Linked DNA regions of Homo sapiens: region 1 is linked to region 2. The links are chromatin contacts, found by Hi-C or POLR2A ChIA-PET in ENCODE. All regions are on one chromosome and are shown on one strand. The core of a region is the stretch at or near the end of the contact, and the rest is flanking DNA. Distances in the headings are between cores, read along the strand shown. Region 1 has its middle 210 kb from the start of SYNDIG1. Region 2 overlaps SYNDIG1 (synapse differentiation inducing 1).

Evidence for each region. A loop is a pair of places that touch in the nucleus more often than their neighbours do. ChIA-PET counts read pairs that join two places held with the same protein, here RNA polymerase II (POLR2A). Pooled maps may share reads with other maps.
Region 1: a loop to region 2 is called in a pooled map, with 2.6 times the contacts of the local background. The contact joins two enhancer-like sites. A Hi-C loop is called at or near these places in 1 of 168 maps with a recorded cell type or tissue (CD4-positive, alpha-beta T cell), 1 of 37 single-sample maps with no recorded cell type and 3 of 50 pooled maps. POLR2A ChIA-PET finds 5 or more read pairs at or near these places in 1 of 52 experiments (AG04450).

Annotation. Positions count from the first base shown.
Region 1 is chr20:24,672,365-24,677,724 of GRCh38, forward strand. No RefSeq gene overlaps it. Among named protein-coding and RNA genes, the nearest start is that of SYNDIG1, 210 kb to the left of the region's middle. Within about 2 kb of position 1,452, at least 4 of the 41 ENCODE cell types and tissues checked have a DNase peak (open chromatin) inside an H3K27ac peak, as active enhancers do.
Region 2 is chr20:24,633,116-24,638,922 of GRCh38, forward strand. All of the region lies in intron 3 of SYNDIG1 (synapse differentiation inducing 1), which reads left to right. Among named protein-coding and RNA genes, the nearest start is that of SYNDIG1, 170 kb to the left of the region's middle. RefSeq lists enhancers at 602-1,254, 1,338-2,537, 1,419-2,257, 5,472-5,807. Within about 2 kb of position 1,821, at least 5 of the 41 ENCODE cell types and tissues checked have a DNase peak (open chromatin) inside an H3K27ac peak, as active enhancers do.

The DNA.
Region 1 (5,360 bases), core at 202-2,701, 39 kb after region 2:
TGAGGCCAGTGCCCCATAATCACGGTTGCAAGATGGCCACAGCACTCCCTGAGTCTCGTCCCGCTGAGACCCCAGCAAAGAGGGTCTCAGTGCAGGCTGTGTTCACCCCTGCACTGAGCATCCCCTTTGGGGAGTATGTGGTACCAGGATGATTTGCACCAGGAGAGAAGCTGGGGATGTCAGGCTTCTTCCAAATGCCCTGCCCTGATGTGTGGCTTCCCCCGGAGCAGGTGCAGCCTTTCAGGCATGAAAGGGACCTCCCCACAACCCCCACCCCAAGGCTTCATCTGAGTCCAGTTCACAAGAAAGTGGTGACTGCAGTGGTTGACGTGGAAGGCAAAGGCCTGGAGAATATGCAGCCGGGGGCCTGGGTGAGCCATCCATGCTCGGGGATAACAGAGGTCTGACAGCAAATAGAATCAGCAACCGGTGTCAGCTTTGTACCCACTCCTGGGAGATACTTGTGAATGTTTGGGGAGACATTTTTGGTTATCACAACTACCCCTCTTATGGATAGAGTCAGGGATGCTGCTCAACATCCTACAATGCCCAGGACAACCCCCACAAAGAGAGCTAGCTGACCCCAAACCTCAGCAATGCTGAGAATCCCTGCACTATTCCACCCGGGTTGGTTACTCACAACACAAACATTCACATTTTGAAAAGTGGCTCTGAATTAGTCACCATCCAGATGGAACCTGCCAAGTAAGCTTGGAATCCACTCACAGACCTATGAAAGGACTTCCCTGAACACCCCTATCATAGTTTAGCTGAAGAGAGGAAGGGAAAGTGGAGAAAGGGAACAAGGGAGCCACCCCCTCCTCTGAGCCCTGCAAGAAGCCTGTGGAGTCGAACATCACTTCAGCTGCCTGGTGCACACTTCCACCTGCCTTCACCAGCAGTGTGCTGATTCCCATCAAACAGGAGCAGTGAAATGGCCACTGCCTCCCACTGGAGGTGGCCTGGGGCTTTGTAGAGAAAGCTTTCAGGGCCGCTCAGTCACTGAGTCCCAGAAATCCTCTGATCCAGAAAGGGCTGTGGGTCTTATCCACAGAGGACAGAGACAGGCCCCACAGGAGAGGAATGAGCCCAAGTCAGCCAGGTCATGGTAGGTGGGGACTCAAGTCTCCTGGGTGGTGGGTGAGCCTCCTTCCCAGCTACTCCGCTGTGGGCGAGGACCAGGGTCTAACCGGGTGGGGCACAGGCATCACCAGCAGCCTTGCCATCCTTTCCGGGATGGTGGTCTAGATGAGGCTGGGAACCATGTGCTCTGCATTGTGCAAGCTGTGGGCAAGAAATCAGACCCACAGAGCACGACTGCTCACAGAAAAAGTATGGTTCCTTCTGCTCCTTCTACATGAATTAGGAGAGGACTGCATTTGAAAAGAGGTTGGACAAGGCCTATCAGAGGCTGTAGGGGAGGTTTGGGCTTTCATTTAGTTATCTGCAGGTTTGTTCATTCTGAGTCACTCAGCATCACTGTGGAATAAAGCCAGAGGTGCAATGCACGGGGCAGGCATTCCATGCCCCCTTGTGAATGCCAGGACAGTTTCACAAGCATTGCTGAGCACCTATTGTGTACAAGGGCTACAGTGGGCCCTTGGGAAACAAAGATGAGGAAGGGGGCAGAGCTGGAGAAGTGCACAACCTCACTGGAGACAGTGCAGGGGCAGAACCAAGGCCATGGGCACCGCGCCCTCAATGCAGGGGCAGGGGCCTAGGGAAGGGGTCAAGGCCGTAGACCACCCAAGTCCAAGAGCATGTGTTTGTGGTGGGAGGTGCTGCTCAGGCCAGAGTAGCAACCTTGAGGGAGACTCATTCATTCTTCCAGCTTCCTGGGACACTCTTCCAGTTCTCAGGCTTCCATCAACACTTTGCAAATGCTGCATCTGGCCCCATGTGCACATATCTGTGGTGCTTGTGTGGGGGCGGGTTCCTGCCTACGCAGCTCTGTCAGCTTTGGGAGAGATGGAGGTGCTCCCCAGGACCCCCACACCTGGGCGATGGTCTCCCTTCCTAAAGGGGATCAGTGAGCGGCCACAGCGCTCTCCTTCAGTCACTCAGATGGCCACTGTTGAGCATTGCCTATGGCAGGGTACGTAAGGCAGGGCCTTGTTTCTAATGGGCCGAGAAGATCATCTTGACAGTAGGGCGCTGGCAGAGGAAGAATCAGCCTGGGGTTCTCCCTTTTCAGACCCATCATGCCCATTCTCACATTGAGGATGAGGGGCACTGATAGAGGGGCATGGTGCGGAGGGAGGGTTCTGCCAATCATGGAGCATTCTATGATGTCATCTTCATCTGTACGGTGGTCTCAGGGGTCTGTATCCTCGTGATCCCCATGTCCCAGATGGAAGGCCAAGGCTCAAAGAGGTTAGGAAATAAATTGTCCCAGGTCACACAGCTGGTACAAATCTCAGCTTTGCTCCAGCTCCGCCCGAATCCCAGATTGGTGGTCTCAACTGCTACACACTCCACTCCACACACGCACCTTCTGGCATAGTTAGCTTTGCTGGCCGCTAGTTTGCAAAGGAAATGGAGGTGTGGCCTTCCCAGTTTTCCAGGTGTGAGGTTCTGGGACTGAGAAGGCCTTGCCCGCCCTCTCCACTGCCCTTGATTGGGATTCTTGGTCCCCACCACTCAGCTGGGTAGAATCAATCAGATTATATTTTGAGCTTGGGAAGATGAAACTCAGGTCTTCTCTCTGGAGGGGAAGGTGATTGGTCCCAGAAAGGGAAGGCAGCCCGTGTGTCTGGAGGGCCCCTGCACTGCCAGTGTGTAGCAGACACCATCACAAGCTCTCCCTTTGAAGCCCCACCACAGCCCTCAAGGGGGATATGGGTTTTAACCTTCCCACTCTACAGATGGGGAAACAGAGGCTCAGAGAACCAGTACTTTGCCTGATGGCAGAGCTGGTCCACAACAGGCCAGAGTCAGAGTTCAGGTACGAGTAGCTCCCCAGGAGGCCAAACACCCAAAACACACCCGTCTGGAGAGTGGCCTCTTGAGGAGTTGCCTGTGTGGCTTTGCCAGGGCTGCCGTAACGAACATCACAGACCAGGCGGCTTAGACAACGGAAATGTACTTCCCATGTTCTGGAGCCTGGAAGTCCCAGATCAGCTGTCAGCAGGACTGGTTCTTCCGAGGTCTCTCCTTGGCTTGTGGGTGGCTGCCCTCTTCCTGAGTCTCCTGCGTACATGTCCCAATCTTCTGATAAGCACACAGCCATCTAGGATCAGGCCCACCCCTGGTGACCTCATTTTAACTTAACCACGTCTTTAAGGATTCTATCTCCAAATAGTCACATTCTGAGGCCTGGGGATTAGAATTCCACCATATGAGTTTTGAGGGGACACAACGGAGCCCAAGTCACCACCCAAGCTCATGCATCTCCCATCCCTGTCCAGATACACTGCCAAGCCCCTTACCAACACCCAGAAGAGCTGCCATCAGCCACACCCACATCTGTCTGTCTGTCTGTCCACCCGCATCTGTGGGCCCCACATCCATGCTGTGTTTGATCCATGAAGGGTTCAAGCTGCACACACATGGGCAGTGGGTGTTCAGTATATGGACCCCTTCTTCCCAAGGCTGCAGAGAGACCAGCTGGCATCTGCACAGGATTCAGACTTGGCTGTGTTGACTGAGCTGGGGATGCTGCCCCCGAGGATCCTGCAGGCAGAGGGCAAGAGGACCTCTATGATGAGGAGCTCCCTGGCTGGGGGCTGTGCATTCCCCACCCTGCCTGCCTACAGCCCTGCCATGCCTGAGTTGTGAGAGAGACCCAGAGAGGATTCGCCACTCAGCCCTGGGGCTCTTCTCCTGTGTCAAGGAGCTCCTTGGGAACCGGCATGCCCCGGTCAAGTGGGAGTCAGTGGGGCCGCCAGGACAAGGACCTTAGACCAGTGAAGATGCCTGGCTGGACATGGGGGACCCCCAGGCGGGACCAGAGAGGAGCACTGGAAAGGATGGCATTGGTGAATGTGCTCACACGCACTGGGGGGTGCCCCTAGGGAATTGCCAGGGATCCTTGACAGGCAGATTTTCAGACTGATGAAGTCCTGCCTGAACCTACCTGAGGGTAAGAACCAACCAAGTGTGTGCAGCTTCTGCTACCACAGCCCCGTGTCCCACAAGCAGCCCACTATCCTGGCTGCCCCTCTGTGAGGAGCATGGCCGCTGACAGCCTTCAGTGCTAGAGCCACAGCCCGCTTTCCCTGGGGCAGCCCTGGCCAGTGACCAGGCCAGGCGGAGGCACAGGCCTGCCCCTTCCCACCCAGACCAGCTATTCCCGCCAGCACCCTGGGCTTAGAGGTGTCCAGAGGTTGCCCAATGTCCTGAAGGCTCCTTCTGCCCAAGCCCACAGTCTCCATGTCTGGTTCACAGGCGTCACTCCCCATACAAGCCTCCCCGCTACACACCTTGGTGCTGCTCCCTGGAAAGCCTGCCTGCACCGGCCTCCCCTGGTGAGGTCCAGGGAGATTAGGACACAGATGTTAGGAACGTGAAGCCCAAAGAGGTGAAAAGATAACCATGAGCAGCTACAGCCTAACCCATGTGACTCCCGCACCATTGAAACCAGCAATCCATCTTCCAATTTGAGAAGCACCTTGCCACAGCTCACTTTGAGCCCTTCTCACAGATGAGGGACTCAGCCTGTTTCAGTGACTGGCTCTGAGGCTCGGGGCCCTTGCGTTCCATTAGGCTCCTGCCTGCTGGACCCACAATATTCTTCCACAGCATCCATCTATCCTCTTCATCCCTCCTGACAAAGAGGCCCCTATGCTCACAGGAATCCGCAGAGGGTTGCAAGAAAAGAAGCACGCTTGGCTATGTGGCAGCTGCAGCTCTGTTTTCAGCCCACATGGACTCATTCTGATGGAGACAAGTCTGACAGGCTTAGAAAATTTACTCGGAATCCTCAGCACAGTGCAAACTTTTGTCTCCTCTGCGAAAGAGAGGAGGCCTGTGTTTGTCTGTAGAAGGTCCCTGTTAGCAGAGCCTCCAAGGAAGGTCGTAGTGAATGTTTGGGGTAAATGTTTGCAGAACGTGATTTGAACAGCGCCAAGGCAGGTGATACTGTTTTTCATTCTGTGATTTCCTGTGCAATTAAACTCTCTCAATCTTCACTTGTCTCTCACCTGTGAAATAGATCTCCTCTGGACTAAGACTCAGCTCAGTTGTTCTAGGAGCAGAACTTAACTGTTATGGTGCAGCTAGAAAATACTTGCTGCTTCTAAGTTATGCACCAAAGAGAAAAATAAACACATCTTAGCTTGAACATTAGAGAAACAAATTTAACTTCTTGGAAGATGAACCAGGCCAGATCTCCCACTCACACTGAAGCCACAGCTCCTGAA
Region 2 (5,807 bases), core at 571-3,070:
TGGCTTGCTGCAGCAAGCTTACTGCCATGCTAAACACTTAGTGAGGAAGCATGCCTGGAAACTGTCCCTCTGGTCAGAGTGCCTCCAGACCCAGAATGTCCTGGCCGCAATCATTCAGGCACATGTTACTGTCCTGAGTACAGACGTAGGATCTGAGCCCTCGCTGGCTGCAGAGCCACCACTGCCCACCTCTCTGGCACGTGCCTTCCTCCCTGACACCACCCAGCCCGAAGGCCCACAGTGGAGTGCGTGATGCCCCTGCTGTGCCCCTCCTGGTTTATCCGTGCCTGGCAGAGTCCCAGCACCCAGCACGGGAGCAGGTGTAGGGGAGGCTCAGAAATAAACATGGATCAATATTAACTGGTAACGTTCACGGGGGGGAATGTTCCAAAGAACCTTGTTGAAACCCTCTAAGTTGGTCCCCTTTTGATTCTAGTTGATCACCCTGGAAGAAATGGCAGCATTCAATTCCTCCATCCTTTTTTCCAGTTCGCAAGGGCTGGTTCCCTGGACCAGCAGCATCAGGGTCATCTGGGAACGTTTTAGGATCGTGAAGTCTCGTCAGCTCCCAAGACCTGCTGACTCGGAAGCTCTGGGGACGGGGCTGGCAGTCTGGGTGTGAATGCCCTCTGAGGTTGCTGTGGAGACTCCTGAGGTAACACATGCTGAAGTCAGCCTGTCCTAATGGACCAGGCTCTTGGTTAGGAGCCCCAGCACCTAGGGGAGGCCGTGGTTCAGGGTTGTTGGGGTGTGGGCACAGCACGTGACACCCGCACCAGCCGCTCTCACCTTTTCACTCCTGCCCTCCCAGGTCACCTGCATCCGCCAAACTCTGCCTGGGGTTCCCTTCGTTATCAGCAGAGCACATAGACACATGTCTGGATTTGTTTATTCATTGTCTTTTCAAATATAGTGTACTCAACTTGGAAAACAGAAGGAGGAGGAAGAGAATGGAGAAAGAAAGCATGAAAACTGAACCTCTCCTCCATGCCCCTTTCTCAAAGCCCCTCCTCCAGGGGGACCCCGTCTTTCTGTGCCTTTATCAATGTGTGTGTGGGCAGTTTTGATTTACACGTAGAAGACCATCAAAGTGCAATGCAGCTTGCTTTTTCACATAATGTAAATACTTCTGGTATCTGCATATAAACACCAGCATTGACATTTTTAATGATTTTGTAGCATTTTGATGTATGAATTGCAATAATTTCATTACAGTAATGTTTTCCCTAAAAATGGACATATCAATTGTTTTCAACTTCTCCTTTTGCAAATATAGGATATCCACAAGTGAAATTCCACCAAGTCAAAGGTTATTCACATGTAAATTTAGCTACATACTGTAACTTCTCCTCCAGAAGTCCGTACCAGTTTTCATTCCTATTAACAAAATGTGAATGCCTGTCTTTCCCACCTGAGCTCAGTGTTCCATTTTCAACAATCTGATAGATAAAATAAAAGATATTGTCAGTTTCAGTTTGTGTTTCATTGGTTACTATAAAGCTGAACATCTTTATGTGTGTTATTTTTTTTCCTGCTTTTATTTCCCGTATAAATTTCTAGTTCTACATTTACCATTTTGTATTGGGTGTTCACATTTTATTAATTTGTAGACCTTATTTTTCTGACACAGTTTTTAGTCTGCTGTTCATGAGCTTTACTGCAAACATGTCCTCCTGCCAGACTTGGCTGTCAGTGGTGCCTCTTGCTGTAGAAAGGAGTCCTGGAGTATCTTCAGTGGTTGCTGGAGGGAAGCTTCCAGGGCACTACAGTCCAGTTCTTTACAGCTGCTGAGCATTGGTTGTGCGGTGTCTCACAGTGACTCAGCAGAAGACAGAGCCTGCACTAGTGTCTCCCAGGCATCATCGGATCCTGCAGCTCCCACACGGCAGCCCCAGGAGCAGCCTGGCAGTGTGACTCAGCAGCTTTCCTTGCCTGTTCTGAGGGGGCGCAGCTGGGGACAGCACGGGCTTCTGCCCACTCCTCACCCTGCCAGCGGGAAGCCTCCAAGACTTGGGAAGGAAAGGCAGTGAAGACCTCACTTGTCTCCTGCTGGGCCGTGGGCCCAGGTGCTGGCTTCACGGTGGTGACTCATGAACACACGAAGAATTGGGTGTGCAGAGGAGGAGAAACCATGCAGTGAAGAGCCCCATCGTCCTGTCACAAAATCCACTGCTAACTTTTTATTTCTACACCTATCTCCTCATGCTTCACAGAACCTCTGACCAAAGCAGCTTCCTCTTATCATTCACAGATTTTATAACTTTCTGCCTTTCCGAACGCGCTCTTCATTCCTGGTCATCTTGCATAATTTCCCGCCCGTGATTCTAAAGAAGAGAACCTATTGCTATGATAAAAGCTCACTGCAGATTCAGGGACATTGCACCTTATCCCAGCGGACACCAAGGGTCTCTGTGCTGGTTGGGTCTTGCCTCCAGTTCTCATCTTTCTTATTAAATACTTAAGTTTCTAAACTGGAGACTTTTCTTGATGAGGAGGCCGACTAAAGGAGTACCTTTTTATAAGCTTTTTTTACAATTACATTCACATCACAAAACACGTAGTTTTGTAACAGTGCAGTTATTCACACATGCCTCTTGTTTTTCAGAGCACCCTTTTCTCCCCTTCTGTGTTGAGGGTGGATCTCACGGCCACACAGTTAACCTATGTTAACCACCTCGACTGCCCTTCCAGTTTCCTCCACACTCAGCCATTTGCATATGCACACACATCTAGCACCCGGTCACCATGCCATCTACCACTGTGGGGACCCTCTCACCAGTTTATTCTCATGAGAGTAAACACACTTTCTGTATCTCAATGTTTTCACTGACAATACTTTCCAATATTCTGGAAATTTTGTAGTTATTGTCTTTAGCATTCATGAAATACCTGCATAACAATGACTGTCGTTGACCCAGCTGTCTTTCCAACACTGCTTGTTCACTGTTGTCTGGACTTTGGGGGGGCTCTATGAACAATGTTCCAATCAAATGTAGTTTTTGGTGAAAGTTTATATCCATATTTGCCGGTATATGAGACTGGGCTGCAAATAGGGTACTTCAATTTTCATGAGAAAGCTTAACTTCTTTTCATCATGCATAAGTTGGAAGTGATTTTCATCTATTATTGAAGCTGCGTCATTGTTTGGGGTAAATACCCAAGGTTCATTGTCTCGTGCCAAGGGAATAGAGGAAATGGACATACAAGAAGTGTATTTAAGAGTGGAGGTTTAATAGGCAAAAGAAAGAGAAAAGAGAACAGCTCTCTCTCCTGCAGAGAGAGAGGGGCACCTGAGTGGGTCTTCTAGTCCATGGCAAAGTACATGGGGTTTTATAGACTGGCTTGAGGAGGCAGTGTCTGATTTACATAGGGCCCAAAGATTGGTTGGACCAGGTGTGCCATTTACATAGCACACAAAGAAGCTGGCCACCTCTCCCTAATGTTTTACTATGCAGATGGGGTCTCTACCTGGCCAGTGCCATGTTGTCTGCTCCTTACTGTGCACGTGGTTGACAAGGAAAGGAGATGATGGAGTGCCATGTTGAACCTGCCTGGCCACCATGTAGCCTTTTCCTATTGGCACAGCTGCTGGCATTCACCCATGCAAGCTTCCAGCTTATCTATGTCTGCAGCTCAATTTTACAGGCTGCTCTTTGTTAGAAAAGAAGTGATTTGGGGGCTGCTTTTCATTAAAAGGAAAATCTTACCAAGGACTCTCTTACCCTCGCTATCTGCCTAAATAATTTCTTTTTAACTGCTATATCATTATTATAAGATAAAATCTATATTGATCATGTCAACAGACCTAGGTTCTGCCTGGGGCGCAGTAGGAAATCACAAGTTGCAATTGAGGCCTTGCATACCATCCAAGAGGCTCCTGAGAATTTTCCCCTGCACATGGGAAGTCATTGCTTGACCTTTTCCCTGTGGGGGATCCTGCAAGGCAGTTCCCTGCAGCCACGGGCAGGGCCCGGGGAGGGCAGGCTGCTGCAGCCTCAGCAGCCCACCCTTCCAGCAGCTGAGGAGGGTACATTGGCTGGGAAGAGGGGTCTTGGTACAGCTCCTACAGAATCCCACATGGAACTACATGCAGCATAGATGCCAAATACATAGTGAACAGAGGAGTGAACAGCGAGCAAGAAACCCAGCACTCTGTGGTGTGTCTCATATGGTAATTACAAGCCACATGGTAATTTACGATTCCTTCCCTTCAGAGCTACATTTTCTTCAAGTCCCTTCCACGTCCCCTCCCTCCACTCTAACAGCCTCTTCCCTGTGAAAAGCAGTGGCATTGGAGAGACAGAAAGAATAGGCCCATAAAGACAACCCTCTCATTCAGAGACATCAGCCCTCAGAGGTCCCACCTAGCCACTGGATCTTCTTCATGAAGCCTCTTGCTCACCTAGAAAACCCCAGCAAAATGTGGGCTCTCCAGACTTCTGCCACAGAGAAGACCCTTCTAAAATGCTGATATTCCTAGATGTGATACAGATCAAGTCACTAAAGTCCTAAATTTCAAATCAAGGAAGGAAGGGGGAAGGTGATGCCAGAAACAGAACAGGCAAAGAGCAGAGCAGGTGCTCTGCCAGCAGGCACCAGTCAAAGGTCCAGCAGTAAAAGGTGTACAGGTGTCACCAAGAGCCTCAGTCACCACAGCAGGGCAGAGGCAGTGGGCTGCACCCACCTAGTTGGCTGGTGTAGACCACCCTGGCTCCCTTCGAGTCTCCCCAGCCCCAGAACACCCCTCAACTATCTGTAGACTCCTCTGTGTAGTCAAGACTTCTTGGCAGAAATCCAGGGCTATCCTAGAAGCATCTTAGAAACTGCTGCGACCTGGAGGGGTTAAATGCCTTGACCAAGGCCACAGCTAGTTAATGGCCAAGCTGGGACTAACATCCAGTCATCCAGTGTCCGAGAGAGTGTTCCCTCCAAACACTGCATCATTTAGCCTCACGCAGTCCTAAAAAGTGGAGGTGAATGAGTTGCCCAAGTGAAGCGGGCACGGCTCACCTCTCAGTCACAGAGGAAAAGCAGCCAGCTCAAAGCTGCACTGTCAACTCATACCAAAGCTGGTCACCCCAGTGACAGTGCAGGGCTGAGAAGGACAGAAAAACCAAGATGGATGCTGCAGGTGCAAAATCGGATTTTTTAAAAAAGGGAATATAACTGACAAGTTTGCATATATATATTAAGAACAGCAATGTGGTATAAGGTAAAAATAGAAATTGTTTTATTTATTATTTATTTGGAGACTGTCTCCAGAGGGTCTCACTCTGTCACCCAGGCTAGAGTGCAGCGGCACCATCAGGACTCACTGCATCCTCCACCTCCTGAGCTCAAGCGATTCTCCCATCTCAGCCCCTTCCCGAGACGCTGGGACTACAAACATGTACCACCATGCCCGGTGAATTTTTTGTATTTTTTTTAAATAGAGACTGGGTTTCACAACGTTGCCTAGGCTGGTCTCAAACTCCTGGACTCAAGAAATACCCCCACTTTGACCTCCCAACGGGCTGGGATTACATGAACCACCACACTCAGCCTGGAATTTGTATGTTTTTAAATGTCATTGGATGAATATCTGTGAATGTGATTGCTACTGAAAACAAACAAAAAAAGGAATGGCCATTGTCAAGATAAATGGCATATTAAATGTGGAAGCAGAGGCTCGGGCTCTGATTTGAAAGTCTGTGCATGACTCAGCTTGGGCTTGTGATGGCTTCTGATTCCAGGCTCAGAGAGTGAGCACACTGCACTGTTTAAGAAATAAACACAGGGGTAGCCCAGGGGTGCCAAAGGTCATAGGC